2 separate regions of the Mus musculus genome follow, and region 2 is linked to region 1. The links are chromatin loops, found by intact Hi-C in ENCODE. Cell type or tissue: left cerebral cortex. All regions are shown on one strand. Each heading gives the region's core, and the rest is flanking DNA. Links, peaks and the distances in the headings are about the cores only.

Region 1 (16,534 bases), core at 5,495-13,494:
CAAGTGCACAGACGTGCACAGACGTGCACAGACAGACAGACAGACAGACAGACACACACACACACACACACACACACACACACACACACACACACACACACGGCACAGACACTAGGCTAATCAGTTAATGTGTCTTTGAGCCATCTCTCAGGCATTAGTAAAAGATGAGACTAAGATGATTACCACTTTTCATTTTGTGAGAAAGGCTCTAACAAGGCTAAGGCTACTGTACAAAGTTTTACTCTGAGATTAAATTTACTCAGAGTTTTTCTCTGAGAGGCCTATGTAATAACATTTAATATTTGGCAACATGTACAATGTAAAGTTTATTCTTTAGCTGAGGTTTGTATTTTCGAATACAGGTGAGATTGTCATACCTTCTGGGTTCTAACAAAGCCTACGGACCACTGGTATGCATGCTAACTACTTCTCTCCTCAGCACTCGTGACCTTCCCTTTAGCTTCCTGTGTGTGGTTCTGGGAGTGTGCCACAGCAAGTGTGCCACCATTCCCAGCTGGATATTGTGTTCATCTCAACTACTTTTGGAACTGGTGACTGAGCTAAGTGACAATATATCTATATATCTAACTACAAAACAAAACAAAATCAACACAGACCCTACGTGAAGTATTTTAAGAGCCAATACACGCCGGTCCTGCTACTGAAGAAGCCAAGTCGGAAGCATGGGGAGCTCCAGGCTTGCTTTGAGTACAGAGTAAGCTTAAGGCCAGTCTGGATAACTTAAGAGGACTTTTGCCATAAAAGATGCCTTGTTTCCAAATACCAGCAATTTCCTAACCTCCCCCACCCCCCCATTATGTCCTGTATGACAAGAATTAAATTAATGTAAGATACAGGAGGAAAAAATATCTTATCCATAACATATATATTAGTTACAATGCATGCATGCATGCATACATACATATTTTCCTTCTTTTTTCCTTCCTTCCTTCCTTCCTTCCTTCCTTCCTTCCTTCCTTCCTTCCTTCCTCCCCTCCCTTCCCTTCCCCTCCCCTCCCCTCCCCTCCCCTCCCCTCCCCTCCCTCCTTCTACATCTCACTCTCTCTTTTGATTTTGAAACTGGGTCTCACCATAGTCCTGGGAAGCCTGGGATTTCCTATACAGACTAAGCTGGCCTGGATCCCACAGAGAACTGCCTGACTCTGCCTACTAAGTGCTGGGATTAAAGGTGCACCCTGGTTGTGTTTGTACTTTTCAGTTAACATTCATTCATTCATTCATTCATTCATTCATTCATTTATTTTTATGTGAGTGCACTGTCGCTCTCTTCAGACACACCAATAGAAGGAATCAGATCCCCATTACAGATGGTTGTAAGCCACTGCATGGTTGCTGGGAACTGAACTCAGGACCTCTAGAAGAACAGTCAGTGCTCTTAACTGTGGAGCCATCTCTCCAGCCCCTCAGCTAACATTTTACAATTTGTGTGGTTAGTAATTTAAAGAGTTACAGTGTCACTTCAATAATAGGCACACTATCAAGTGTATTTTTTTTTTAAGATTTATTATGTAAGTACACTGTAGCTTTCCTCAGACTCTGGCTGCACTCACTAGCTGTAGCTATCTTTAGACACCCCAGAAGAGAGCATCAGATCTCATTATGGATGGTTCTGAACTCACAACCTTCAGAAGAGCAGTCGGCGCTTTAACTGCCGAGCCATCTCTCCAGCCCAATTGTATCTTTTTTAAAGATCAATTTACTAAAACCATTTTTTGGGTTGATTTATTTTTGTATGTATTTTGTTTGAGAATGATTGTTCATTTCATTCATTCCAGCATTTGCAAGCCAGAGGTAGGGGGACTCCTGTGAGTTAGGAGTCAGCCTGGTCTACATAGAGAGCTCTAGGACAGTCAAGGACATATAGTGAGAGCCTTGCAACTTTACCAAGGTCACCTTTGATGGCATCTCCAAAACCTAGAGCTACCTGACCCCCGACCTCTGGAAAGAGACTGTACTCACCAAGTCTTCTTATCAGGAATTCACTGACCATCTTGTGAAAACCCACACCAGAGCAGAACCTCTGTTCAGAAGACCCAGGCTCTGGCTATGGCTACTTGATAAGAGTATTTATCCAAGAAAAAATAAAGTGAATAAAGTATGTATAAAAAGAAAAACAAACACAGAAATCTATTAGAAAGCAAAGGAAAAGTTCTATAGAAGGATAATTTTTAGTTAAATATCAAAGCAACCTCTTTCTATATCATTTATGGTAACATACAATATACCTTATTGTGTTTAATTCCATCTTCAGTTTCTTCTCCCCAGAGCTGCCCATCATCAAATAAAGGTGAGCTTTCTTTCATGGCAGTATGAATCTAATTAATATACAAACAACACATTAAGTTGGCTGAGTTGATGATTTGCAAAATTCACTCAGTATTTTCTAGAAGCATTTAATCATACAACTTGGAGTTCTAAAAAAGAGATTATACTCAAGTCTTAAATATGACCCTTAATATTTTAATAACTAAATACACTGAGATTTAGAAAGAATGGGTTCTGTGTTTAGTTCTGCTCCATAGAGGGAAATATGCAGATGCTTGTGCTGTTACTAATACACTGAGCATACATACATATTGCTACATTTATTTATGTGTGGGTGTGTGTGAATGTGTGTATGTATGTATGTGTTTGTGTGTGTACACAGATGTGTGTGTGCGTATAATACACCACGATTGTGGAGACCACAGGACACCTTGTGGGAGTTCATGCACTCCTTTCACCAAGTGGGCTCTGCAGACTGAACTCACACCTCACACCATCATGCTTGGCAATACGTGCCTCTACCTGCTGAGCCAACTTGTTGGCACTACATACACATTCTAACGTAACTCCAAGAATGCAAAACAGAACAGCCACATACATGGTAAATCAATTCATTCTCTTATATGAACTCAATTTAGATGTTCAAATGAATTAAGTGAATATTCATACATTCAAATATAAATTTTATTCTTTTCTTCCCCTTTTTGGGGAGGCAGGGTCTATGTCACTCTGGCTACCCTAGAACTCTGTATGTAGACCATTCTAACCCCAAACTCAGAGATCAGCCTGCCTTTGCCTCCCAAATGCCAGGAGTCACCACACCCAGCTCTTAAACTTCCAACTTTAGCCACAAATGTGAACTTCAGATTGAACTTTACAATATGAAATTTTAGAAGCACTGTAGTTGTTTAAATTTGAAATAGGTAAGAATGTGCTTGTCTGTAATATTAGTACTCAGGAGGCTAAGGCAGGAGGAAGAGGAGTCCTTGCCTACCTCTCTTATCATGCTAACGGTTTACAGAACTTCAAATCAAATGCAATTTGAAAATTGAAGCAGATTTTCAGACAAGTTGCAAAATATGATTGGTGAGAGGAATTGAAAACCTTTGTGAGGAAAAGAAAAGAAAAGAACAAACCCCAAATCTCTAAAGCTAACATAAGAACCATCGGGTAAATACCTTGATGCAGTCACACCAAGGCAGCCTCGATGTAAGGCCACGTGTGAGGGGCTCCCACTGTATACATGGGGCTCTTGGACAGTGTGAAGGGATATCTATGAGAAACCAGGAAGAAAAAAAAAAGGTGCCATCACATTAGGAAACATACCAGCTACACTAGAAGTTACATTTTAAAGCCGTACATACACTGGCATAGTCCTAGCTTGTAGTGAAGATATTTGAGTCTTTTCTGGTGAGTTTACTCATCTAGGATTTTGTGAATTTATTCAATTCCACAGATTACTTTGCACTTACAATTCCTTACATTGCAGTGTTTAATAACCAAGAATAGTAGCCATCTCCTTAAATACTCTTATATTCTTAAATTCAGTGTACTTCTATTACACATTTGTGATTATCTGTCACTAAATCTAGTTTCCTCCTTGATGTTTCTTCTTCCTTTTTTGTTTTTGGAGATGGTTTCACTCTATAGTCCATAGTTCTTCTTCCTCAGTTTCCCCAAGTGTTGGGATCACAGGTGTATGGTGCCATATTTGGTCTGTGTGTGTATATTTGTGTGTGTGTGTATATAAAATGCTTTAAACTTTATCTCTGTGCTGCTTAGTTTTGTCAATAGGACATAAACTAGAGTTATTTGGAAAGATGGAATGTCAGTAAAGGAATTGCCTCCATTAGATTGGGCCATGGGCATGTCTGTGGAGTACTTTCTTAACTGATGACTGATGGGAGAGGGCTTAGTCCACTGTGGGTAGTACCGCTCTTGGGCAGGTGGTGCTAGGTTGTAGGAAAAAGCAAACTGAGCAAACCACAGAGAACAAGCCAGTAAGTAGTTTTCCTCCATGGTTCCTGCGTGAGTTACTTCTCTCACTTTACTTAGTGACCGATGTAACAGGAATATGTGAACCACATAAACCCAATTTGCTATGTTCTGTGTTTTACCCAAGTATCAGAAAACCAGATTAAGATGGTGTCACTGTTTTTACCATCAAGACCTTACTGTTACGGTTTTGTTACTACAAACTGTGGTAACCAGGCTGCCCCTAAGTCATGTTTTTTTGTGACAGAATCTCACCCGGAAGCTTTGGCTAGCCTAATATTCACCATGAAGACCAGGATAGCCTCGAACTCAGAGATCTACCTGCCTTGAAAGGCTTGCATGACCATACCAGGCTATACTTCATATTCCTTATTGTTTGAGTCTTATGATCTATTCCCCAAAGTTCTGTAATATTGTACTGCTATGGTCTGAATGATTCTGCAGAATTCATGTTGGAAAATTAGTCTCCAGTTATATTTTATTTTATTTTTTATTTTTTTTTAAAGATTTATTTATTTATTATATGTAAGTACACTGTAGCTGTCTTCAGACACTCCAGAAGAGGGCGTCAGATCTTGTTACAGATGGTTGTGAGCCACCATGTGGTTGCTGGGATTTGAACTCCGGACCTTCGGAAGAGCAGTCGGGTGCTCTTACCCACTGAGCCATCTCACCAGCCCTCCAGTTATATTTTAAATTTTTTTTTTTTTTTTTTTTTGTTTTTTTTTTTTGTTTTTCGAGACAGGGTTTCTCTGTATAGCCCTGGCTATCCTGGAACTCACTTTGTAGACCAGGCTGGCCTCGAACTCAGAAATCCGCCTGCCTCTGCCTCCCGAGTGCTGGGATTAAAGGAGTGTGCCACCACGCCTGGCTCCAGTTATATTTTAATGATACAGAGATGAGACCTTCGGGAGGTGACTGTCACAGCCCGCATGAATGAATCCACTTCTGTATTAATGGGCTAGTGAAGGAGTGACCTTGTTAGAAATGTAATCTCTTTGATACATTTGTTCTTTCTTGCCATATAGTACCTTCTAGCATGTCACAACCTACCAAGAAAGCTCTTCCTCATTAGAGGGTGAGTAGATGCTGAACCCATGTTTTGGGGCTTCCTGACCATCATTGCCAAGAGTTAAGCCACTCACTCATGTGTTTCAAGCCCACAGATTTTATGTATCAGGTAGACTAATATCTATATGTATCTTACAATATATATTACTAAATGTATATGTACTTATACACTTGTAATTTTGTGAATATCGATGTTTTGACTGCAATGCATGTGTAACATATGTGTGTAGAGGCCAGAAGATGAATCGTTATATATGATTGTGAGTCACCACGTGACACCCTAACCTGAATCCTCTGGGAGATCAGCCAGCACTCTTAACCACTGAGCACTTTAGTTCAATGACTCCTACATTTTATGAGTTACCAAGCAGTGGTGTTTTGCTACAGGAACAACAAAAGTGGTATATTGCAGTATATTTTCCTTTCTCTTCAATTTATTCTACAAATACTGCTCATCTTAAAACTAATCCAAACTATTCACAAGTCTTCAGTTGTTTCTTCTCTGTGACTTGGTAAGGTCTCTAGACTAATGGAAAACATACCCAAGTGTTTTAAAAATTCTTGGGACATCTTCTTCACATTTTGTATCAGGAAGTTCATATGATGGGCACAGAAAGCCATAAAGAAAGGCGAAGCTCTTTAGGAAGTCTTTAATAGATGGAGCTTGCAGAGACTTCATGGGTACACTATATACATAACCGTTTTCTGTAAGAAACTACAAACATCTTTATGAAGCATTGAAAGTTTTGGACTAGAAAAAATATTGGCTGTATTCAGACAATTTAAATTATTGAATACCTCATAGAGTTGTCGAATACACTGCTGAATGAATGCTTTGCCATTAAGTGGTTTTGGGTACTTGATTTTTTCAGAATTGGAAAATATACCAAGTTGACTATTACTGGATTCATGTCTGCTAGTCCTAGAAGCATATTTTAAAAAGTGCATATTATTTCAAGGCTATACATAACATACACATGAGGTCACAGGAGTTTGTTTCAGGCATAGAAAGAGGTAGAAACAAACCGTGCTCTGGGACTGGGGACACAGCTCAGTGGTTTGTTTAGCACTCACAGTCCTCTGTGCGCAATCCCCAGCACCACAAATGTCAAAGCAAACCAAACTAAATTTCTTTGTGCCACCACCATTCATTATCCTTGAAGGTATGTTTCCAGTGCACAGGGCTTCTTCGAAGTCTGCTCAATGACCTAAGCACTCCCATGTCTACTGACCCATAGCTGCTCTTGTACTTCTACTCCCTTGCCACTATTCTAGTGAAAAACATTGTCCAGGAGTATTAAAAGTTAACATATGCAAAGAACTTAAAACATCTGGCCTTTGTGAAAACTCAGGAAATATTAGATTCTGTAAATATCTATATCTATCAATCCTTAGAACTGCTCTAAAAAGAGATACTGCAATTATCTCCCTTAAAAAAAAGGTTATGTTTAATCTGTGTGCAGTGTGTCTGCAAGTGTGTGAGAGAAATACAGACACAGAGACAGAGACAGAGATATGGAGGACAGAGGACAACCTGTAGGAGGAGGGTCTCTTCTACTGTCAGGATCCATAATGGGACAAGCTAATAACTAGCAGGTGATAATCCTGAAGTGGCCTGCCTCGGATTATATAATCTGTTACAGGTGAGCCTTCATTAAGCAAGGCATGGTGTTTCTTTAACACATTTCAGTCAGCTTTGGCTCCCGAGTGAATAACATAGAGACCTGGTATTTGTACTAACACACTGCTGGCACTAAGCTGGGCAGGCTCTGAGCTATTCTAACTCTGTATGGCTGCCTACTGCCCAGACACATGGTCCTTTACCTGCAATCTGAGGTTTGCCTTGGCTCACCCTGGTCCATGCACATGTTCTTCTGGCTGTTCCCTTCCTGACATCTCTGGTCTACCCACATGGTCTCTTCACAACTACTTCTCTGGTCTCTTTGGGACCTGAGACTGGGATCAGATTCCTGCACAATTCTTGCCTTCTGCCCATCTAATTGGCTGTTCAGCTCTTAATTAACCAATCAGAAAAGATGAAAAACGATTTTTTTTACATAACATTGAGAGCAGAGATGCTGACCAAGTCAACCTCTGGATTACAACCAGACTTCTGGGCATAAAAATCGGCCTCTAACTACACAGTGCACAAACTCTATTACTTTACTACACCTGGATTACAATTAACCCACTGTTTCTCAGTTAATACTACTACTGTCTTTCTTGTTCTAATCGCCCTTTCTGTTGCAGATAGCTAATTGTATTTGACATTAATTCTGTTCTCCTGTGAGAGGCGTGGAACAAGGAATAAGTCAGCACTCGGGTGATTACCTGTAAACCTTCTTCCCACCTTAATTTATAAATAAAGGCTAGAGCTGGTGATTGGGCGGTAAAAAGAGGGGAAGATGGAGCTGAAGGTTTTGGGAGAAAAGGAGAGGGAGGGGGCAGGGAGGGAGAGAGAGGGAGAAGGGGGGAGGGAGGGGGAGAGAGAGAGAGAGAGAGAACACGAACGAACACGACTGAGGAGAAGAAGAAGGAAAGTGGGGCAGAAGCACCTGGCCTGCTGTAGTGGTAGATCTGACCAATGTAGGCGCACAGCATGTATTCATATTAATAAAGTTGTGTTTTCATTGCCTGGGCTTATTTGGGTTGGAGATTTACTGCAACACCTTTCAACAAAGATAAACAATCCGGTTCACAACACAGGCTGCTCCCACTTTTAAAACAAGTATCAAAATAATGTCTATGTTGGATCGTGTCTCCATCTCTGCAGCATCAGACGCTATGCACTCGGCCCTAGCTTCCATTGAGGGTTAGACCGCATTTTATTGTTGTTGTTTTGTCTTGAGCTAGGGGTGGAGAGGCAAACCCTTCAGCACGCTAGGCAGAGCATTGAGCCACACCCCTCCTTGTTTTGGTGGCTTGCATTCCACCTAATTTTACTCTCATGATTTCACTGGTTCCCAGTCCTTTTCCGTAGCAGGCTTTAAGATGCAGCATCAGGACGGGAACACAGCACACCAAACAGCTTTCCCCCTGTCAGTCCCCACCTGTTAGCATCATCTCCTCCCGCTACAAACGTTGCAGAGCCGGGCAGATCCCCACCCCAGCTTCCTCTCAACAGTCAGCTCCAGCGCCGCGGACCATTTTAACACAGTCAGAGCTGATCCCAGCTCAGCAGTTACCTTTCGCTCAGCTTCTCAACGAGACCCAGCGCCCAGTTTTCAGTAAACGACACCACTGCACACGAAAACACAGCCGCCAAAACCAGAGCGTCCGCCTTGGTCAACCCACGGCGGTTTCAATTTTAAAGTTTCCGCCCGCGCTGACGTCAGGATTGCGACGGCGAGTATGCATGCGCAAACGCTCAGCGCCCGCCCTCGTCGCCGGAAGTGTCCGCATCGGCGGCTCAACGCGCTCCGGGCTCCTCCCAGGTCATCGTCGGTGTCGGCGACCTGAAGGGAGTTCCATCCTATCCGGGAAGCTGGCGTCTAGGACGAGTAGTGCTGTCGGGCGGAGCGGCCCGAGCCCTCCTGGAGTCGAGTTCCGTACAGCAATATGGCCGTGTCCTGGAACTAGAAAGCGAGGGTTTGTTTCCGAAAGGATGGAGGCCAGGACCTGTTTTAGATGAGTGTTGTTTCCACGTGGCGAGCCTGGGAGGCGGCGTGACGTTTCCTGACGGTAGGAGAGGCTGTCGAGAGTGGCGGCGGAAGAGCCTGAGGGATATTTATCGTCAGGCTGCCTCAAGTGCTGTGGACTACCGCCGCCCAGGGTCGGAACTACAAGCAGGCGTTGCCAGTTCCCGCACGGTGGTGGCCTGTCCCTGGGCTAAAGTGTAGATGATTCCGGGGTCTCAGCGCAATTGTGCCATTAGCTAGTTTTGAGCTAAGCATTTTTTTTTTTTTTTTTGAGAGTTTGAGGTTCCCTAGCAGTCACAGTGTCTCCTCACATCACGTCTCGACTGGGAAACCAAAATCTCAGGTATCACGAAGATCTCCATTACCAAATAGCAGTCAGCAGATATATTAGAAGGTATTACATTTCAGACTCTGTGAGCAGCAATTCATGGGGATTATCTCATTTACTTCTCCAAACTAATGGCATTAGAACATAAAAACGAGCGTTTTAGTAGGGCGTTGTGGTACACGCTTTTAATTTCTGCGCTCAGGAGGCAGGGGTGGGTGTGTGTGGGGGGGGGTGGGGTGGGGTGGGGGAATCTCTGTGAGTTTGAGGCCAGCCTGGTTTACATAGTGAGTTCTGGGACAGCTAGAGCAGCGTAGACACTATCTCAAAACAAAACAATCAACCAACAAACCAAACAAACCAAAGAAAAACCACCCCAAACAAAACACACACATGCAAACAACTCCAAAAACCAAAAAGATAATTTTGAGGCTCAGTGAAATCAAGTAATTTAGTTTGTATGTGGGGCAGTGTCCACACCCGAGAGAGTCTTGAATTTGAGGCCAGTTTGAGGGACCTGGCATACACCAGGGCAACCTAGTGACATCCTGTCTTTAAAAAACAAACACTACAGTCAGTTGCATAAGAAATTTGACTATAAATGCTATACGAGCCTTTAATTTATTTTTTATTCGGTGCTCTCTTAAGGTTTCTACAACATTATAATAAAGCTATATCCAGAAATGTAAAACATATTTTAAGTAAAGATAAAGAAGTTCTGAGAAACCTAGTTACTGGAGTGTGGCTCAAACATTATAAATCTTGATGTTCTGACCTAGCAAACTAGTTGTGAACTTCTGATTACTATTCATACTGCACTTGGTTTGGCTGGAGCAGTCTTTTAATCCTATTGCTCTACAACTGATAACGATTAGGTAGGGCAGGGATCTGAGTAATGGAGTGACTTCTGTGGCAATAGTAGTTTGAAAACACAACAGCTCTTTTTCCGTTACTTTCTGTGGCCCTCTCTAAATAGATTTATATCATTTAAAAAAGGGTAAATTCTTATAGGTAATTACTATCCTTTGACTTGACAGGACACTCACCTTTTAAGGATTTAGTGACTTGAATACTTGGACCATGTGGACTCGTGCCTTGATTCGAGGACCAAAACAGGACCACAGAGGACACCCGAAGAAAGGAGAATCAAACTAAGAAGCGTCTTTGACTACATTGGCTGAAAATTTTGAATGACCAATTCTGAAATTAAAAGACACTTAAAGTATCGCATTTTTCCTTAGAGGTGATATGTACACACTCACCTTGTATGTTTAAATATAAAACCTTCTTGTGTGTACAAAGTACATCGTTGATATACAGGACATTAAGAACTTAATTACAACATTGGTATCAACCCAGGACCCCCATACTGAGCTATACTCCCAGTCCTAGTTCTGATTCTTGATTATCAGTTTTTTGTTTTTGTTTTTTGTTTTTTTGTGAGAATGTCTGTGGTGCATCATTTGCCTCCTGGGTGGTTACTGGATCATCTTTCTTTCATTAACAAAGTAAACTATCAACTTTGCCAGCATCAAGAGTCTTTTTGTAGTAAAAACAACCCTACTTCTTCTGTCTACATGGATTCTCTTCAGCTGGATCCCGGGTCTCCTTTTGGAGCTCCTGCTATGTGCTTTGCTCCTGACTTCACTACTGTGTCGGGCAATGACGATGAAGGAAGTTGTGAAGTGATCACCGAAAAATATGTTTTCCGATCTGAGCTATTTAATGTCACCAAACCTTACATAGTTCCAGCTGTTCACAAAGAGCGCCAACAAAGTAACAAAAACGAAAATCTAGTGACTGACTATAAACAAGAGGTCTCTGTTTCTGTTGGGAAGGTAGGAAGTTTTAATTGTCTTTTTTTTTTTTTAACATGAAACAAAAAATCTCATTAAGTATCTCAAACATCTTCCCATTTTCTTTTTTTTTAAAGGTTCTAAGATTTTTTTATTTTTTTATAGTTTTTTTTTCCAATTTTTTTATTAGGTATTTACTTCCTTTACATTTCAAATGCTATCCCGAAAGTTCCCTATGCCCCCCTACCCCCACCTTCCCATTTTCTAAGTATAAAAAAGAGTTAATAATGCAGACGGTGTTAGCATGTCCAAGAGCAGTTGTGGGTTGCCCTCCAACTCATTGCCTAGCTGAGGATCACAGGTTTCTTATCCTCCTGTCTCCACTTCCCAAGTGCTGGGGTTCTCAGCAGGTGCTGTCAGACATCTTTAATTATACTTTCTAACATCCTACTATTTTAGAACAACACATTGCATGTTTCAAAAAGTAAATAGAGGTCAGGAGAGGTGGCCCAGCAGATGAACAGAGGTGCCTGCTGCTGAAACTCATGGTCTGAGTTTGATCGCAAGGGCCCACTTGGTGGAAGGAGAGAGCTGCCTCCCAGAAGTTGTCCTCTAACCTCTCTCTGCCTGGGTGCCATGGCTATGCACCCCTCCCCACAATGCACAATGAATGCATGAATAAATAAATATATTCTAAATGTTTGTGAGAAAACCTGAAAGAAAGCAAGAGTCTTGTGACTTCAGATTCTTCAAAATCATGAAATTGTTCTTGGGATGTAAAAGTGAATTTATTCATCACGACTGGATTTTGTTACTTGTTTATATGCCTTTATGGAAAATCATGTTTTTACCATACCCTACCTGTCAACCTCATTTGGCTTGCCTTTGTGATTGTACCTGTTACTCACATGACTCTTCTTAACCTCCAGAATATAAATTGTCCTATACTCTGATAAACTGATAAACTTGGCTATCGCATGAGACATGAATCTACCTCATCTGTTCGCTTCATTCTCCTAGGTCTCACTGCCAGCAAGAGTGGTAAATAGTACTGAATGTTTTTACACCTGTTTTTGCTTTTAAAATTTCTATGAAAAAATTTCTAATTATTCAGTGGATTTTAGGGAATTTTAAAGGCCTGTGTTTTGGGAATAGGCTTGTATAATAAAAGCTTGAGAGAAGGGTGTTTTTGTAAAGTTTTCTAGTGATAATAGGAAAGCTTCTATGGAATATACATATTTATAAGGTACTTGTGTTTGAGTATATACTTTGGGGCAGTTTTGCAGAAGTTTGAGTCTGATACAATGGTACACCGTTGTAATTCGAGCAGGAGGAACAGGAGCACAAGCCACCCTTGGCTGCACAGTGAGTTCATGGTCAGCTTAGGCTATATGAGATTCTTTCCCAAAAAACAAAACACCCCTCCCAAACAACAACCCCCGCCCCCTGCAGACAACAATCTCTTCTCCCCTACCAAAAATAGATAATTTGAGTATATTGTACAGGATTAAATGGTGGGAGTAGAGTTTTTCTTTCCTTCTACCATGTTGACCATTGGCCCTGGGGTTGAACTGAAGTTGTCAGGCTCAGCAGCAAGAACCTTCAGTATACGCTTTAATCTTTTGGGTGTGTTCCAGTAGTCCAGAGGTGATCATACAAACTCCAGGTAGATATTGTCTTGTTAGGGATAGGAATGAATGATTGTTCATTTAGCAAATGTGCAAGCTCCTTCCATCAATTTTTGTGCATAACGATGAAGCAAGATAAGCACAGGGCCTTTATTGTACCTTATAATTGGTTAAAAAATTAGGGAAGAATACTAAGAGTTAGAGTAAGGAAGTTACTTGTAGTAACCTCTTTTGCTATTGGAGGTACCTGAAATGCAGTCAGAAATGCATGGTTTTCTCTTCTCTTCTTTTCTTTTCTTTTCTTTTCTTTTCTTTTCTTTTCTTTTCTTCCTTCCTTTCCTTTCTTTTTTTTTGGACATGTTTTTCCTTTTCAACAAGTATATATTGATTCATCTACATGTGAAGCACAGAAAAGAAAACCTCAGATGTATCACTGTCACTAATTCAGACCACCGAGCATTTGACTTTAGCATGGTTGGGTTTTTTGTTTGTTTGTTTTTAATGAGACATCTGACTATAGTTCAGGCTGTCTTGGACTCACTGTGTAGACCAGGCTGTTTTAAACTCACGTCCCTGCCTCTGCAGTGCTGTGATGATAGGTGCATGCCACCATGCCTGACAAACTTCCCATTTTAATGTGGAAGATACAGATCAGCATATGTAATTAATGCTATCATAATGAAATTGATCATTTCTGATATGCTAATGAAGTTACATAGCTAGCCTAATCTTAACATCTTTTTATGTAATTAGTCAACATGTATTTTAGCCTGTTGAGAATTTGATATTATGTTAATAGCAATCAGCAATGAAAAGAAGTTATAGCTCTATGTTCCTGCTCTCATGCTCTGTTTTGTGGTGTAGTCAGGTGCAGAATATTGCTAGTAACCACTGGCTTGTCTGTAACCCTCAGATCAATTTTGAAGGACTTTAAACATTTTCATTTATTTATTGTGTGTATAGGTACGCTTGTGCAGTGGTTTGTGCCTGCAGGTCAGAGGAAAGTTTTCAGGAGCTCTGTTCTCGCACAGTGGTGGATATGGTGATAAGTGTCATCTTGCCAGCATTCTAAATACTAGTTAAAATACGTTAAAATTGACATTTTTTTCCTGAGGCACTTTTGAATGTTGCTAATGTTAGTTTTGAACTTGACCTTCCTATCTCCTGGCTGCTGGGATTATAGCTATACTTGGGATCTGTCTGTCTTTCCTCCCCTTCCTTCCTTCCTTCCTTCCTTCCTTCCTTCCTTCCTTCCTTCCTTCCTTCCTTCCTTGCTCCCCCCCGTACTTTTTTTGAACAGGGTCCAGGTAGCCCAGGCTGTTCTGAAATCCACTGTGTAGCAAAGGATGACCTTGAACCCCTATCCTTCATGCCCCTACCATTCATTTCCTGGTATTGCAGCCTTGAGATGCCATACTTGGTTTTAAGATGTCTTTCTTGCCTGCTTACTTGCTTGCTTGCTTGCTTCCTTCTTTCCTTCCTCCCTCCCTCTTCCCCTCCCTCCCTTCCATTCTCTTTCTTTCTAGTTTTTTGATTTATTAATGTGTATAAGTATTTTACCTGTATGAACCTCTGTGTACCGTGTGTATGTCTAGTGCCTGCAGAGGCCAGGAGAAGGCCTCAGATCCAGTGCACCTGGAATCATAGCCATGAGCCACCAAGTGGGTACTGGGAACTAAACCTGGGTCTTTTACAAGAGCAGTGCTTTTAACCATTGGTCTTTTGCTACAGCCCTAAATTTTCTTTGATAGCTTGTAGATAGTTCATGTCAAAAATGAAAAAAGTTGAGAGTAATTATGTCATATGCATATAAACTGATGGGTAATTATGGCAGCTGCTTATGAAGAACCACAGTTCTTATTCCATGGGCACTAGTACCCTTTGCATTGATTTTGATCTCAATGGAACTTCTTACCTTTAAAAAATAGATACAAAATTTAAAAATGTAGTATAAAAAATAAAATCTAGCAGGTTTCAAAATGTCAGTTTTGTGATAGACTACAACATTATTTTTATTCTCATCACCCTCTCTTTAGAAGCGTAAAAGATGCATTGCTTTCAATCAAGGTGAATTGGATGCCATGGAGTATCATACAAAGGTAGGACAAAAATATTGATCATGCAGGAAGATTAGTGTGAAGTAGCATTAAAAAAAGACCCAAATAAATACAACAGTATCTTAGAAATAAAGCACTTGTTTTGGTCGGAGTTAGAATTTGATAGTGCTTTATTGTTTTTTTCTTTGTAATGAACATGTTAAGCCAGTTTTATTAACACTACACATGCTTCTATCAGCTCAGGTAGTTGATGGCTGTGACCTTGTGTTGTTGGTTGAGTTCTTGGAAGACGTATCAGTGTTCTTACTTTTTCATGTTTCCATTCATGTGTTGAATTTAACAACAAGCAGTTGAGCGTAGACTCTTATCCAACTGTATATTTGTTTATATGACAGGAAAACAGAAGGTTATTTGGGGGTAAGAAGGGGACCAGTGCCAGGAGAGTGGAACGAAGGTTTTTTTATGTATGAGGTCAGCAGGGTAATGTGCTTTTGCAGAGTCAGATCTGCTAAAGATTGCATAGACTGAACTAGAGCTTTTAAAAAGTCTGCATAATTTGTATTTTCAGTATTGGAAATGATGTGAGGATAAAATATATAACGTGGGGAATTATGAAAAGAATGCTGACAATTTACAGTAGGAAAAAAAATCCCTGAAAATAACAAGAAAACTTCCAAAATATTAAACACCAGAGTAAATATACTATAGCAATAGATGGAAAGCTGTGTAGAGGCAGTCTGCAGAGGGCCAGTTCCCATGATCATATTTGGTGCCTTGTATCATGATGAGTTGTTGAATTTTTTTGAATTATTTTAGTTAGCCTAGAAAATGACTTATCATGACATTTCATACATATGTGTCATTGCTCATATTCCACCTTCACTAACTTTCACCTTTTTAACTCTTCTTGCTAGTCCCCTCCTCCCTCCAAGTTGTCCCCCTTCTTCTTTCATGATACATACACACAAACACACACACAATTAAATAACGATATGCATATATGTATCATCAAATCTACACTCTGCATAAGAAAAAGCATGCGTTATTTTGTTCCCCTTTACCCCAATTTTCTTCTCTTGGTTTGAACATTTGGCAGATATATTCAGATTGTTACTATAGAAGTCATGGAATTGTTAGATTATATATTGAATTTTTTTCCCCCCAGAAACTACCATTGTGCTCTTTATAGCTGCCACTAACAGTGCATAAAGGTTCCAGTGTTTTCACCAAAGCATTCTGTTTTGTTTTGAAATTGCCATCCTAATGGATATGAATGTGATTTTGTTGTGACAATTTTGTGAATCTTGACATTTTATACTTTTACTTCCATTGTGAGAAAAATGTTTTCTTTCTTTCTTTCTTTTTGTGTGTGTGTGTGTGTGTGTGTGTGTGTGTGTGTTTCGAGACAGGGTTTCTCTGTGTAGCCCTGGCTGTCCTGGAACTCATTTTGTAGACCAGGCTGGCCTTGAACTCAAAATCCACCTGCCTCTGCTGAGAAAAATGTTTTCTAATGTCTCCTGTGATTTCATCTTTGACCTGCATGAATTATTTAGAAGAGAACTATTTCAGTTGCATTTGTGGTTGATCTTAGTATTTTTTTTTCTTTCTTTCTTGATTTTCAACTTAAGTCATTTGGAGTATAAAAATAAATTCTAGTTCTTTAAAGAATGTTGTTTCGTTGGCCAGTATATGAATTATCTTGGAGATTGTACTCTGTGGGGTTAAAAAGGATGTATGT
Region 2 (16,534 bases), core at 3,743-11,742, 85 kb before region 1:
TCGCCATGCCTGACATTAAGCTGTACTACAGAGCAATTGTGATAAAAACTGCATGGTACTAGTACAGCAACAGACAGGTAGCTCAATGGAATAGAATTGAAGACCCAGAAATGAATCCACACACCTATGGTCACTTGATCTTTGACAAGGGAGCTGTATTAGTCAGGGTTCTCTAGAGTCACAGAACTATGGATAGTCTCTAGATAGTAAAGGAATTTATTGATGACTTACAGTCGGCAGCCCAATTCCCAACAATGGTTCAGTCACAGCTGTGAATGGAAGTCCAAGGATCTAGCAGTTACTCAGTCTCACGCAGCAAGCAGGCGAAGGAGCAAGAGCAAGAGCTAGACTCCTTTCTTCCAATGTCCTTATATTGTCTCCAGCAGAAGGTGTAGCCCAGATTAAAGGTGTGTTCCTTAAACTCGGAGATTCAATCTTCTGGGATCCATAGCCACTATGGCTCAAGATCTTCGAACCAAGATCCAGATAAGGATCTCCAAGCCTCCAGATAAGGGTCACTGGTGAGCCTTCCAATTCCGGATTGTAGTTCATTCCAAATATTGTCAAGTTGACAACCAGGAATAGCCACTACAGGAGCTAAAACCATCCAGTAGAAAAATGACAGCATTTTCAACAAATGGTACTGGCACAACTGGCGGTTATCATGTAGAAGAATGCGAATTGATCCATTGTTAACTCCCTGTACAAAGCTCAAGTCTAAGTGGATCGAAGACCTCCACATACAACCAGAGATACTGAAATTTATAGAGGAGAAAGTGGGTAAAATCCTTGAAGATATGGGCACAGGGGAAACATTCCTAAACAGAACAGCAATGGCTTGTGCTGTAAGATCAAGGATTGACAAATGGGACCTCATAAAATTGCAAAGCTTTTGTAAGGCAAAAGACACTGTCAATAAGACAAAAAGGCCACCAACAGATTGGAAAAGGATTTTTACCAGTCCTAAATCTGATAGGGGACTAGTATCCAATATATACAAAGAGCTCAAGAAGCTAGACTCCAGAAATTCAAATAACCCCAATTAAAAAACGGGGTACAGAGCTAAACAAAGAATTCTAAACTGAGGAATACTGAATGGCTGAGAAGCACCTGAAAAAATGTTCAACATCCTTAATCATCAGGGAAATGCAAATCAAAACAACCTTGAGATTCCACCTCACACCAGTCAGAATGGCTAAGATCAAAAATTCAGGTGACAGCAGATTCTGGCAAGGATGTGGAGAAAGAGGAACACTCCTCCGTTGCTGGTGGGATTGCAAGCTTTTACAACCACTCTGGAAGTCAGTCTGAAGGTTACTTAGAAAACTGGACGTAGCACTACCAGAAAATCCAGCCATACCTCTCCTTGGTGTATACCCAGAAGATGTTCCAACTGGTAGTAAGGACACATGCTCCACAATGTTCATAGCAGCCTTATTTATAATAGCCAGAAGCTGGAAAGAATCCAGATGTCCTTCAACAGAGGAATGGATACAGAAAATGTGGTACATTTACACGATGGAGTACTACTCAGCTATTAAAAAGAATGAATTTTATGAAAGTCTTCGGCAAATGGATGGATCTGGAGGATATCATCCTTAGTGAGGTAACCCAATCACAAAAGAAGTCACTAGATATGCACTCACTGATAAGTGGATATTAGCCCAGAAACTTAGAATACCCAAGATACAATTTGCAAAACACAAGAAAATCAGGAAGAAGGAAGACCAGTGTATGGATACTTCCTTCCTCCTTAGAATAGGGAACAAAATACCCATGGAAGGAGTTAAAGAGACAAAGTTTGGAGCTAAGATGAAAGGATGGACTATCCAGAGACTACCCCACCCGGGGGTCCATCCCATAATCAGTCACCAATCCCAGACATTATTGCATATGCCAGCAAGATTTTGCTGAAGGGACCCTGATACAGCTGTCTCCTGTGAGGCTATGCCAGTGCCTGGCAAATACAGAAGTGGATGCTCACAGTCATCTATAGGATGGAACACAGGGCTCCCAATGGAGGAGCTAGAGAAAGTACCCAAGGAGCTGAAGGAGTCTGCAACCCTATAGGTGGAACAACAATATGAACTAACTAGTACCCCCAGAGCGCATGTCTCTAGCTGCATATGTAGCAGAAGATGGCCTAGTCGGCCATCATTGGGAAAAGAGGCCCCTAGGTCTTACAAACTTTGTATGCCCCAGTACAAGGGAACACCAGGGCCAAGAAGTGGGAGTGGGTGGGTGGGGGAGCAGGGCAGGGGGAGGGTATAGGGAACATTAAATGCGGGATCGCATTTAAAATGTAAATAAAGAAAAATACCTAATAAAGTTTAAAAAAAAAAAGAATTGATAAATGGGACCTCATGAAACTGGAAAGCTTCTGTAAGGCAAAGGATATAGTCAATAAGACAAATCAGCAACATACAGATTGGGAAAAAAAAACTTCAATAACCCCACATCCATTAGAGGGTTAATATCCAAAATATATAAAGAACTCAGAAAGCTAACCACCAAAAAAAAAAAAAACCCAACAACAACAAAAAACCAAAACCAATAAAAAATGAGGTATAGAACTAAACTGAGAACTCAGAAAAGAGGAATCTCAAATGACTGAGAAGCACCTAAAGAAATGTTCAAAGTCCTTCATGATCAGAGAAATCCAAATCAAAACAACCCCGAGATTCCACCTTACACCAATCAGAGTAAGTAAGATCAAAAGCTTAGGTGACAACACATGTTGACTGTACTCCATTTTTTTGTACTCCATTTTTATTAGGGTTATTTGATTCTCTGAAGTTCAACTTCTAGAGTTCTTTGTATATATTGGATATTAGCCCTCAGTCAGATATAGGATTGGTAAAGATCTTTTTCCAATCTGTTGGTTGCCATTTTGGTCTATTGACACTGTCCTTTGTCATACAGAAGCTTTGCAATTTTATGAGGACCTGTTTGTCTATTGTTGATCTTAGAGCATAAGCCATTGTTCAGGACATTTCCCCTGTGCCCATGAGTTCAAGGCTCTTCCCCATTTCTCTTCTATTAGTTTCAGTGTTATCTGGTTTTATGTGGAGGTCTTTGATCCACCTGGACTTGAGCTTCATACAAGGAGATAAGAATGGATCGATTTGCAGTCTTCCACACGCTGACCTCCAGTTGAACCAGCACCATTTGTTGGAAATGCTGTCTTTTGTCCACTGGATGTTTTTAGATCTTTTGTCAAAGATCAAGTGACCAAGGTGTGATGGTTCATTTCTGGGTCTTCAGTTCTATTCCATTGATCAAAGGGTCCTTTTTATGGAATTTATGTCCTCTGGTTTGCATGGCCACCACAAATACCTGAGCTTTCATCCTTACCTAATTTGAAGAAATGGCTGTATGGCAATGTGTCTTACACTCCTATATTTGGTCTTTCCAGTTCTTCACATTTCTCACAAATCTTCCTGTCTTTCCATGAATCCAGAGCTGATGATGCTATGGCAAGATGAATGATGAGTAAACTGGTAATATAGTCCCCTGCAAGGGCATATCTGTACTTTTTGGTGTTTGTACAATGGATCATCCTACATTTGTAAACTGATGAAACTGGTGATCTAGAAAGAGCAACAATCATGATACCTCAGAGACAAATGCTTCTAAGGAACCAAAATATAACTAACTAAATACAAAGATTCTGAAAATAAAATAGTCATTTGAAGTTGGCATTTATAGTAGGAGTGTGTTGTGTGTGTGGCTATAATATACACAGAAGTCAGACTGTTAGGACTATTATAATTTCTATTCAGGATGTAGTTAAGAACATAATTAGGGCAGTATTACACTTATTATAGGAAGAGAATAGGACAGAATATAATTTAAAAACCAATGTCAATGTTTGTGTTGGGTGTTAGAAGACTGGTTTTTTTGGGGGCCTTGTAAGGACAGTAGTGTGCTGGAAACACTTGAGGAATTTTGAACCAATCAGTATAAGTTAATATTCAACCACTGTCTCTCCTCATTACAACATTGTGTGATATATGAAGAGTTAAATTTTGAGAAAATGTTTTTAGCATCATTATTAATATGAGTTATGTTCAGTATGGTGAAATGTTCTTCTATTATGAATTGGACTATATTCCAGAGCCCTTCAAAAAAAGATATACCTTGAATCAGCTGTTTGCTACCTTAGAACCCTTAAAGAAGAACACATACCAGGGGCTTTTGAAGTCCAAGTACATGATATAGGATACCTGAATAATTGTACAATCTGTTAAGTTTGATGACAGAATATCCTGCATCACTTTTAAATCAGGGAGCATGTATGATTAGTGTACCGAAGGACACAATCTATTAGTGAGAAGTACTCTTTGATAATGAAATGGTATTCTATATTTGGTATATAGCTTTTAGATTTGGCCTCAGTATTTAATAAGATTGTTCAGTTTTCCTCAGCTGTATATAGGCCCTGCCGTGCTGAAGTAACCCTCATTCTTTTTTTTTTTAAAGATTTATTTATTTATTATATATATATGAGTACACTGTAGCTGTATAGATGGTTGTGAGCCTTCCTGTGGTTGTTGGGAATTGAATTTAGGACCTCTGCTCACTCCAGTTGGCCTTGCTCGCTCGGTCCCTGCTTGCTTTTGCCCCAAGATTTATTCATTATTTTTTTCTCCTCCTCTTCTTCTTCTTCTTCTTCTTCTTCTTCTTCTTCTTCTTCTTCTTCTTCTTCTTCTTCTTCTTCTTCTTCTCCTCCTCCTCCTCCTCCTCCTCCTCCTCCTCCTCCTCCTCCTCCTCCTCCTCCTCCTCCTCCTCCTCCTCCTCCTCCTCCTCCTCCTCCTCCTCCTCCTCCTCTCCTTCTTCTTCTTTTTTTCTGAGACAGGGTTTCTCTGTGTAGCCCTGGCTGTCCTCGAACTCACTCTGTAGACCAGGCTGGCCTTGAACTCCGCCTGCCTCTGCCTCCCAAGTGCTGGGATTAAAGGCGTGTGCCACCACTGCCTGGCCAGATTTATTTATTATTATACATAAGTATACTGTAGCTGTCTTCAGATGCACCAGAAGAAGGTGTCAGATCTCATTATGGGTGGTTGTGAGCCACCATGTGATTGCTGGGATTTGAATTCAGGACCTTCAGAAGAGCAGTCAGTGCTCTTAACCACTGAGCCATCTCACCAGCCCGTAACCCACATTCTTGTCTTTTATATGGGATTTTGCGATACATCCATTTATGACAAAGGAAATCTGGAGTAAGAATTTATTATCTAAATAACATCTCATATGATTAAACATAATTTTTGAGGACTGTTGTCCCTTCAATTGCTAAATAGACACACTGCATTTTAAAGGGGATCATATTCCATATTTAGGAAAATCAATTTCAGTTTATGTTCTGTTAGGCCTATTGAAATTTCATGCCTAAGTTATCACTTAGGCTTCTAAATAATCTTTGTATCTTCAAGCTTTTCTTTGTACTATTTTCCCTCTTAGTGAACATTACTCGATACCCTTGCTTGGACTGACTGTGACTTCCTTTTGAAGCTTTGAGGGACTCATCCCTATATTTTGACTCTCCTCAATGTAGACTGGACAGAGGATAGAATTAGACTTAGATTACAGGCAGTTTGTCATAAATGTTGATCTGAAGACAGAGACTTTAATCCCATTTGTATTTCCCATGTGTCATACTCTAAGTGCCTTAAATACCTCACTTATTCCTTTAGAACTTCCAATGGCTTTGTAGGGTTTTGTTTTGTTTTGTTTTATTTTTTGAAATTTCCATCCTAATCTATACATAAATCCTTCTTTATTAAAACTATTTCTGTCTTTCGATCATTCTAACATTTTATATTTGTTAATACCATAACACAATACGTTTAACAAATAAATTCATAATCTACTATGAGAACATTTATTTAGGGGTGGGGAATAAGCAATGTTTATCCCCTCTTTCTAACTTCTCAATGGCACCACATTTCAAAATTATCATAGTTCAACCAAAGATGCCAGTGAAATTATTTGGTTTACTTTTACAAAATTGACAAGGTGTTTCTTATGAGACTGTGGATATCCTACAATCAGTCACATTAAAATGCCTTACTCGGGCTGGAGAGATGGCTCAGCGGTTAAGAGCACGGACTGCTCTTCCAGAGCACCTGAGTTCAATTCCCAGTAAGCACAGAGTGGCTCGAAACCATCTGTAATAAAATCCAACACCCTCTTCTGGTGTGTCTGAAGACAGCAACAGTGTATTCATAGACATAAAAAAATAAATCTTAAAAAAAATGCCTTACTCAGTATGTATGGAGACAACTTCTCATAAGTAGTTATCCCCCTTCTACCTTTTAAAAGTACTGGCCACCCCAGTACAGGGGAACGCCAGGGCCAAAAAGGGGGAGTGGGTGGGTAGGGGATTGGGGGGGTGGGTATGGGGGACCTTTGGGATAGCATTGAAAATGTAAATGAGGAAAATACCTAATTAAAAAAAAAAAAAGTACTGACCAGACATGTCCTGGGTGGTTTTTTTTTTTTTTTGTTTTTAGATTTAGTAACATTTAAAAAGTCCTGCTGTGGTTATTTTAATTCAATGAAGCTGAAGGTATGAAGATGGTTGTTGTTTAATTTAGAAGACACAAGACCTGTGCTTGATCTTTCAGCCTTTGTATTGATTTATTTGTTTTTAATGAGGCTTTACTGGATATTAAACAGGGAGGTTCTTTCAAATTGTCTTCTTCCTTCCCTACATTTTTTAGCAAGGTGTTTTGTTTATTCATTCATTCATTTGTTTTGTTTTGTTTTGAAACTGGCATTAGTAATACTTATTTCTTCAGAATTCTGGGAAGTACTCAAGATCCGCTGAGATATCAAGCAACGTGAACTGAACAAGTCCTTGATTTTTCTAGTTTCCCTTGGCAATGAATCTGCTCAGCCATTATTGGACTAGGAGGACCACTGTCTGTGAGTCATTCTGTTAAATCCCCTTTCTACATACATAGAGAAATTCATCCTATGAGATGAGGTCATTTTTCTGTACTAAGACAACTGTGGTTTTTCTCCACCTTGCCATTGAGGAAGATGTGCTGGCTAACAATAGTGCTCTACAGTTTGTCATCTGTTTCCTGTTTTTTTCCCAAGGTTGTTTCATACCTTTTTGGTGAAAAGGAGCTGCAGTTTTCCTGAGCCCAGCATGAAGCCACAAAACAAAACTCTTGTTTCCTAAAATCCTCTTTAATGTTAATATCCTGGGCATCCTTCCACCGGTGGGCCAGATTGATACCTCCACTCCAAGTTCAGTAACAGGCTATCCACCTTGAAGAAGGGGAAGTGCTGTGAAGAAAGCTCAAGCAAGCTACGAAGGAGGTCATGGTGAGTGCAGGACCACTGCCCACAAAGGGGAAGAGCAGGCGGCTGAAGAGCCTGAGCTGAAATGGTGTGTCCTCTCCCACGGCTTGGAGGATAGGCACAAATGCTACTGGAGTGCAAGTCAGACCTGAGATCTGGAAAAGGTCTGACCCAGAACTGGAAGCTCTATTTAACCTTGAGGCGGGGTAAGACTCACTGGCCAATCAAGGTCCCCGGGCGGACCTGCCAGTCAGACAATGAGGAGGGTTCTTCCGGGTGGCTTGCTGCACGTTTGTTTCGGCTGTGCAGGCTTGAATGGTTCTTTTCGTCCTGCTTGCGTGCTGTGAAGGGACCTCAAGCAAGCTCCGAAGTTGAGACATGGTGAGTGTGAGATCACTGTCCACAAAGGGGAGGAGCAGGCGGATGGCCGGAGCTGCAACGGTGGGTCCTCCTCCAGGGCTGCATGGGACGAGAGATAGATGAGGCTTTTGGTGGACAGGCACAAATGCTACCGGAATGCAAACCACTCCGGGATCTGTAAAAGGTCTGACCCGGGACGGGAAACACACTTTAACCTAGAGGAGGGGTAAGGCTCACTGGCCAATCAAGGCTCCCCTGCATGAGTTCTTCCGATGCCTTGCTGGAAGTTTGTTTTGGCTGTGCGGGCTTGAATGATTCTAAATATCCTGCTTTGAGCGCTGCTGTTGGGTGCTTTGAGGGGACCTCAAGTAAGCTCCGTTTTTGAAACATGGTAAGCGCAGGGTTACTGTCTATAATGGGTAGGGGCAGGTGGCTGAGCAGTGCGAGCTGAGGTGGTGGGTCCTCTCTGGGGCTGGATGGAAAGCATCAGCCAGATATAACCAGATGTGGCCACCTGTGCGGTCCTTTGTGATGCTCCTCACTTGCTAAAACAGGCGGTGAACTCTGAATAACATCAGTATCAGGGCGGAATCTGCTCAAAACATTTGGACTAGGGGCTTGCTTGTAGAAATATCACAGGCAGGATGCCAAACTTGGAGAGTCCTAGTTTCTCTTGAATCTTCTATAAGTTTTGCCCTTACCATTTATCTATTAGGTGTAAGATCCATTTGTAGTTAATTTTGTAGAGCTGTTAAAAAGCATCGCATGTGTTGGGTAGCACTCCCATATTAAGCTGAGATGTAGAAGAGTAGAATTGATGATGTAAAGGACTTACCAAGCTTAGGAAATAGTGACAGTAAGTAGCATTTAGCTGATGGAGGACTGCGTCAAAAACACCTCACAGATTAGTATGCTAAGCAGGCCGGTTAGAGACTAGGATGCTAGGATTCACATGTTTGCTCACCAGGTTTGTCTAAACATCTGGCTCCAAACCATAACAAAGGAGACAACTGTGATGTACAACCAGCCACTTGGTACATGCTCATAGCAAAAAGCAGGTCTGTAACAAACTGCTCAATCCGTCATTAGAGTCACAACCAACATTAAGGACTGGTGTGCCTGAAATCCCCATTTTCTAATTGAGAAAAGCATAGTTCTGCCACACGGGAAAGACTACACTGGTTGACATCCATTTGAGAAGGAAAAACACCTATGTGCTTGCAGACAGGAGCCGAGCATGGCTGTCCTCTGAGAGGCTCTATCAGCAACTGAGACAGATGCAGATACTTACAGCCAACCAATAACTCCACTCAGGGACCCCTATGGAAGAGTTAGGGGAATCAAGTAACCCAGATCCCTCGTGGCTCACAAAGACTAAGCCATCAACCAAAGAGCATACATGGGCTGGCCCATGGTCCCAGGAACAAATGTAGCAGAGGACTGCATTGCCTGTACTGAGTGGGAGACTATACACCTAATCTTGTAGAGACATGATGCCCCAGGGAAGGAGAATGGGGAAGGTGAGGCGGTGGTGGGTGAGTGGATGAGAGGAGTGGAGATGGGGTGATTGAGCATGGTCTCAAAGGCAAAGGGAAGGGGGAATAGGTAAAGCATCCTGAGAGGGGGGATCAGATAGTGTGCAATGTTTGGAATGTAAATAAATAAAACAATTAAAAAGAAATTGAGAGAGAGAGAGAGAGAGAGAGAGAGAAACACTGTTGTATGGAGGGTTAGCCTTATCAAGTAAGTCTTTCCCTAAAGCCCTCATGAATAAAGAATGACATAACTCCTTCTCAAACCCAGGAACATACTTGGCAGAGCCAATAATGGACTGGGGCCTAGCCCTTGGGAGCTTTTGCTATGGCTACAATGTATTGAGAATAAAATAGAGCTCCTTTTCTAAAGCCAGGAATATCCTTGGGAAAGCTCGTAATGGTCTGGGGCCAAGGCCTTCATGACAATTTATATCCTCAGAACCCAACTCTTTCTGCCATGTGGGGCTGTGGTTATTAGTAGTAAGGCCACTGTAGGCTTGGTCAGTAATGTTCTTTTTTTTTTTTTTTTTCCTTGTTTTTCTTGTTTTTTGAGACAGGGTTTCTGTGTAGCCATGGCTGTCCTGGAACTCACTCTGTAGACCAGGCTGGCCTTGAACTCAGAAATTCGCCTGCCTCTGCCTCCCAAGTACTGGGATTAAAGGCCTGCACCACCACTGCCCAGGAATAATGTTCTTGAGATAAGGAGTAACCTTGTGCAGCTTCTTAGAAGTCTCCCATTTATTTCCATCTTCCCTCTGTAAGTAGTATACAGGATGCTATTCTTAAGAGCTTTACTTAGCACAAGACATGGCTTCTGCAAGACCTTCCTATCACAACTTTTATTCATTCTTTTTTTCTTTTTTAAAGACATATATATACATATATGAATGATTGCTCTCTTCAGACACACCAGAAGAGGGCATTAGATCCCATTACAGATAGTTGTGAGCCACCATGTGGTTGCTGGGAATTGAACTCAGGACCTCTGGGAGAGCAGTTGGCACTCTTAACCGCAAAGCCATCTCTTCAGCACACTTTTATACATTCTACCTTCTACTTTTTGGCTTTTTCATCCTCTGGGACCTTGGACTTAGTCCCCTGTCACTAAAGAATCAACCTTTGTATTAGGGCACTAGTGTACTTAAGAAATATTTTCTGGAATATCTTTGCTATAAAAAATCTCCCATCTACCTCATTGGCTAGACTTGCAGTCTCCTGTCCCTATTTAAACTGTCCAAACTATAACATGAAGCCTGATCCTAGAAGAGCATTAGACAGAGCTGAGTTTGTGCTGTCATTATAGAGATTTTTTTAAAAGTAATTTTTAATTTTGTATAGAGTGATTTCTCCCTGGGAAGGCATGTTAAGTCTAAGACAACTGTATCTTCAGCCTTTTAGAAAGATGTTTCCAAAAAAAGCTTTGTTGACTCAGGTCACCTTGCTGCCAGTCTGTTGCTCCCCATGGAAATGACCTTGCTTGCCTCTTGATTAAATTTCCTAAATTCTTTAGTTAAAAGGCTGTACCCCAAGAGAGTTTTAAAATCACCCATTGGAGTCATGTAGTGAACTGCCCATTGCAGCAACAGGAAAAGGATGTTCATGTGAAGCATGGCTTCTGCCTTCAGACCAGAACATGAGGAACTGTGTGTACTGCACAGTGAAATAGGATAGGCAATAGCTACATCACAGATTAAAGTTTAAGGGAGTCAGCTGCAGGGGGCACCATTATGAAGAAAGATCTGATACAAGCAGGATGAGTGATTGTGTAATTTCCTAGCATGTATTCATGTATGTGAAAAAAACAGAGCAGATTGCAGGGGTGAATAATTTGGGTATGTTAACTTGAGCCAGTGAATATTGAATTACCAATGTTGTCCTGTGGAGGTATGTGGAATGCTCTCTGATACAGTTAAGTCAGCTCAGAAATTTGAGACATAAACCATTGGCTGTGCTGTGTTTGTCAGCAGTAACATTGCACATAGGGACAAGGTCACACACTGTCTTATTAGTGCCATTCTCTCTACCAGGTATGTCTGCTCTTTTTCAAAGTTAGTATACCTATGTGTTTTTTCAAATATATTTAAAAAGTTAATTGTTGGTATTACTTTTTGAATTTCATTTTCTTTAAGTATCACAGCTATAATCTCTTGTTTGTTTCTATTCTCCAAAGTTTCCTCATCATTAAGAATTTCATTCCTTTTGCTCAGAGGCTTTGTTTCTGTTTAGAGCAGTGTATTCTGTAGCTGAGACTTTGGTCATTATATGTAGTTAAGATTTGCTTTGAAGACCTAATCCTGATCTGCTGCACTGTGCCTTCAGGAGAGTCATACACCTTTCAGGCTGGGCCCTATTGCTCAGTGTAAAGGAAAAGGCATTAGTGAATGATAGTCCTCTATCCTCCATGGCTTTTTTGTGAGAATTATAGATAAAGAGGGACCCGTGTAACAATTGAATTCATCGACCAGCTTTAAAGCTGGTGAAGTCACAGCACAGAAAGGGTGTGGAGGAAAGAAAGTGGGAGTTTTCCTGTTTTGACAGTAGTTGGCTTTAGCACTGAGTACTCAGGTAATCAATTTTAAATGATCAGTAAAAGTAAAAACTGGCCATTTTGGGAACTTCAAGAATATGGATATGGAACTGAATTTATTCCTAGAAGCCAAATTTCTGTAGTTATACTAGTTCAACCAACACAGAAGATCTGTATAAACTGGTGTCACTGTGCATATCAAGATTGTTAGGGCTGGTGAGATGGCTCATTTGGTAAGAGCACCGACTGCTCTTCTGAAGGTCTGGAGTTCAAATCCCAGTATCCACATGGTGGCTCACAACCATCCGTAACAAGATCTGACTCCCTCTTCTGGAGTGTCTGAAGACAGCTACAGTGTACTTACATATAATAAATAAATAAATCTTAAAAAAAAAAGATTGTTATATTTTTGTCTGAAAGTGCACAACCTGAGAGAAAAGGTATGAATAATATTTGGTGTGCTCTAATACATATGTCTAGTCTCTGAACAATATTGGACCATAAAGCCTGTTCAAATATTTTAAATAATTTTTGAGAATTATAATTAATCATTTGAACCTTCTCATTTTTTTCTACTGCTAAGTCTCAAACCCTGGGACAAATGACTGAGGTGCCTATCTAACAGATCAAAGCAGATGTGACTGTCAGTTTTCTCTGACATTCCTCAGTTCCTTCCTGTTACAAGGTGTGCCTGGTAGAACTGCCCTCTAGGCCAGGGGTTGGTCTGTCTGTCTCTCAGCTGCCCTTCCTTATGTAACCCAACCATTTTGTTAGCTAGTCTTTTTTTATCTATAATTTACCCTCCTGACTGATAGGTTATTTCTTCAAGGATGTTAGGTTATTTCTCTGCCTTTGAAATAAGCCAGTTGAATCCAGATTAGATTAGATTAGATTAGATTAGATTAGATTAAATGTAGGTTTATTGGGGAAGTCACTTTGGGAGGGGTGGCCTGAGAGGGAAAAGAAAGACATTAGGTTGTGTGTGCACAGAGAGAAGGGAAGGGAAAGAGCAAGAGGAGACCACAATGTCTGGATCATATAGGAAAGAGCCTCTGAGAGAAGGCAGCCCAACCTCTGGGCTGGAAAGTTCAAAATTGGGGGCAGGTTATGCCAGATAGGGACTGACGGGTGCTGGGAAAACCTGGAGGCCAGGTCTGCTTTGATATGTAAAATGTATTCCTCAGTCCCTTGTCTAAAACACTGACCTCTTGATCTGGTTCACCCTCTACCCTGTACCCTCTTTTCTCTGCTTGCTTAGCTTGGGTCATCCCCACTCTGAAATTTCCCAGATGTCCCCATGTCTTGCTATACTCTCCCTTTTATCAATAATAAAATTTCTCCTACACCATAACTAGGAGAAGCCATGTCTTTTCCTTTTCCTTTCTTTTCACTCTCCTCCCATTGACTACTTCTTGCTTTCAAATTAATGGCCACATTTTGCTTTAATTGTTGTTACTGTTTGATTTGACAGAAGTTTGGCTCTAGGACTTCCCAGCTATGAGGTGTAGAGATGGCTCCACTGGATATTGAATATGTAATGGAATGTACATACAAAGGACCCTGTGTCTTGGGAGAGTAACAGGAAGTCCTCTGGGAGACTGGAAAGTTCTACTAAAATTCAGATTTCCCAGAGTAGGGCTTTGTCTGTCCCTAGGGTGGAAGGGCAGAACTAGGAAGGCCTCAGCTGTCTGAGTCATTTGATTTCTGATCCCCTAGTAGATCTCTCTGTCCTGAGGCCTAGCTTGGTTGTCTAAGCTAATGAGGGACTTTGGGCAGGCCTAGCAATCAGGAGCACCAGTGGGAGGTAGCTTTCAGGTTCTTTCAAGGATTGTCCTGATGTAGGTGTAGAGAGCAGTGAGGGAGACCATGAGCCATGTCATGATGAGTATGGGGGGCACTCCAGACCAGGAAGAGCATGTTTGCTGAGTCTTATCTGCTTGAACTGAGATGGCCTGTGGGTGGGACTGTGGTTCAGTTGGTCCATGTGGTGGCTTGGGCAGAGGCCTGTGGCCTCTTACCTTACCTGAGTGTGTATTTCCTGGATGAGTGGGTGAAAAGGGGGATGGGATGAGATGAGATGTGACAGGAAGACACTGAAGTCCTGGTAGTGGAAAGACCTGGTGCTTATAATATCACTTTCCAGTGTGCACACACAAGCATTGCTTTTGGTGTACAGTAGAAGACAGATTGGAAAATTGAAAGTCTAGTTTCTAGGAGTTTTGAATTAATTTCTCATTCATTTTTGTGTGACAACTTTTATAAATAGTTTTGAAAGTGGTATAAAGGAGGTGATGGGGATCATCCTTTGGTAATACTTGATCAGAATCTTTTTACCTTTCCACTAACACTATGTACCTTGGCATGATTCAAGGAAATTCAATTTCAGGGTACAAAAGGAGTTTCTGAGATGCAGAGGTATGCATACCTAGGAAAGGTATGCATGGTGTTAGGTAGGTGGATATGTGATATACTTGAGGTAAAATTGCACAGATTTACATTCATATAACATCATTAGCTACCACAAACAACCAGGAAACCATGTTCACTATGCATTCTTATTATCCCATGTTTATATGTGAGTACAGTATACAAAGTTCTCATAAAATGACAGAATTGCAATGGATCCCAGAAATCTCCTCATCATATTTTCCAGGCACTTGAAATTAATTTAAAGAAGTATCAGACTTCTCCTGCTTGTTGCATTTAGATTCATGGTGGCCTAAATTATAAAATAACCTAACTTCTCATTAGTAGATGACAAGCTGGGTGCCTCAGGAGGACACTGAGGTGAATGAATGAAGACGATAGCAATGGTTAAAGGATTATACACTTATAAAGGATTATACTCTCATAGTCAGTGCTATATCCATTACTTAGGCACTGTCAATCTGCCCAATTCTTTCTCCCATCTGATTTTAATCTTTAATGCACTCTCATTTGGCAGATGAGCATGAGAGTTTCAGCCATCTTGTCTACACTACTGGTAACAATAGAAAATGAATGGCAGAAAGAACACAAAATCTAGCTGAAAAAAATCACCTTCAGAGGGTTGTTTCAACATTTTTTTTGGTTGGTATGTGAATTTTTTGTAGCAAGAGTTGTTTCAAAGATGATAAGCAAGTGTGCTATTATAGGATACATTAAAATGCAGAAAGTTGCTTTATTTGGATGGTGTGGGAGCTTTCTGCTAATGAATCATATTGCATGAAAAAGTAAAAATGGCATTAAGAAACAGACTTTTTTGAATTTAAAGAATGACAGTAAGTTATAGTTAAATAAAAATGTCTTTGACAAGTGTCTCAACTTTTTTTTTATGATCAAAAAGCTAAACTGAGGTGGTGACACTTTGATTCTTGCTTTGGAGAATGTGTTTAGACATTTAGCATTTTTATATATCAGTTTATATATGTTTAATATAATATAAAATTAATGAAGAAATACTGTATGACATTACATATGTAGTTCAATTTTTTAAAATATTTGTTTAAACATTAGTTTCCTTAAAGAGAAGCGAGGCTACTCTTTTGGAATGAAATGAGCAGGAAACTCTGTAATTCTATAGTCCAAATTCGTGAGAACTAACACAAGAAAGTGACCTGGGCTTGTTTCCTGTGTGATACAGATCTCACATTGCTGAGAGCAAAACTTCTGATTTAACAGATGTAGACAGCGCCCAAGAATGAGCTTGTCATAAACTCCTGTGTGATGCTCACCTTCTAAAGAGACAGAATGAGAACTGTATCTGTCAAAGTCATTCCTTTCCGGTCTTCCCTATTTTGCTTCTCTATGTTCATTATTGCTTCTCTCCTTTGCATTTACAATTAGGAAAATTTGAATTAATGTTTTTAAATTGGAATAAACTCTTCTGACCACTGTTTTTCGTCCCTCTAATCCTCATAAGTTGAGCCTACCTTCCCTCTTCCCCAGATCCACTCTCCCTGCTCCATTTCCTCTTCAGAAAAGAACAAACCTCCAAGAGTAGACAGCCAAAAAAAGACCAAACAGGATACAAAAGAAAAGACAATAGACCTCATACTGAGTCTGGAAAAGGCAACTCAATAGGAAGAAAAGAGTTTCAAGAGCAGTTGAGGGAGTCAGAGCTACATCTGTTCTCACTGTTAGGATTCCCACACAAACACAAAGCTAACAGCCATAACATACCAGCAGACATACCCCATGTTTGTCATTTTAGTCTGTGTGAAATTTTTGGCCATCCAGGTTGTGTAAGACTTGACTTTCCTCTCCTGGTATGGGCTTCAAGTTAAAGCAACCATTCGTTCCTGACTCCAAAGAGTTTGTACCGTGCCCCTGCACATCCTGCAGGCAGGACAGATTTTTACATGGAGGGTTTTGTAGGTGGGTTGGTGTCCAGGATTCTCTTTCTGTAGCCTATAGAGTGCCTTTTCATCCCAAAGAGACTAGAAAACTGGAGGGCAGTCTCCAAACTTCCAAACCTGTTTGTATTCAGTGTTGTTTAGGGATCCCCATGGTACCTTCTCTGCCAACACTTCAACTGAATATAACCCAGTTCTCCTACTGAAGCCCTGCCTGGCCACAAAAGATGGCCAGTTTCTGTATCTCCATTACTATAAGGTCACCCTCATAGATTCTAGGAAGCTACCAGTACACTAGGTTTCTATACTAACTCGCAAGTGCCCCATAATTCTAGTTGTTCTCCCTGCACTGGACTCCCTCTCTGTCCCTGTTCATCTTTAGTCCGCCCACAGAACCTATTCTAGTTCCCTTTCCAGGGAGATCCATTCTTATCTCCTGTAGCCCTCCTCTTTACCTATCCTCT

The links. A loop is a pair of places that touch in the nucleus more often than their neighbours do. Peaks named below come from ENCODE experiments on the same cell type or tissue, not always from the same donor. Only the 100,000 strongest peaks of a DNase experiment are listed, where the experiment ranks them.
Region 2: a loop joins it to region 1, with 5 times the contacts of the local background. A loop is called at or near these places in 8 of 42 quality-filtered maps.

What each region holds. Positions count from the first base shown.
Region 1 is chr17:94,742,236-94,758,769 of GRCm38, reverse strand. It overlaps Mettl4 (methyltransferase like 4), which reads left to right and starts at 8,751. Exons shown (of 9, transcript NM_001357135.1): 1 at 8,751-9,384; 2 at 10,353-11,153; 3 at 14,776-14,838. The coding sequence starts at 10,761. It also overlaps the pseudogene 2700099C18Rik. In left cerebral cortex, for the core only: a CTCF peak has its summit at 9,115; a DNase peak (open chromatin) is centred at 8,907; H3K4me3 peaks cover 1,614 bases; H3K27ac peaks cover 758 bases.
Region 2 is chr17:94,825,853-94,842,386 of GRCm38, reverse strand. It overlaps Gm1976 (predicted gene 1976), which reads left to right and starts at 7,588. Exons shown (of 4, transcript NR_045964.1): 1 at 7,588-7,695. In left cerebral cortex, for the core only: no CTCF peak of the experiment used is centred there; DNase peaks (open chromatin) are centred at 7,565 and 7,836; H3K4me3 peaks cover 2,041 bases; H3K27ac peaks cover 1,447 bases.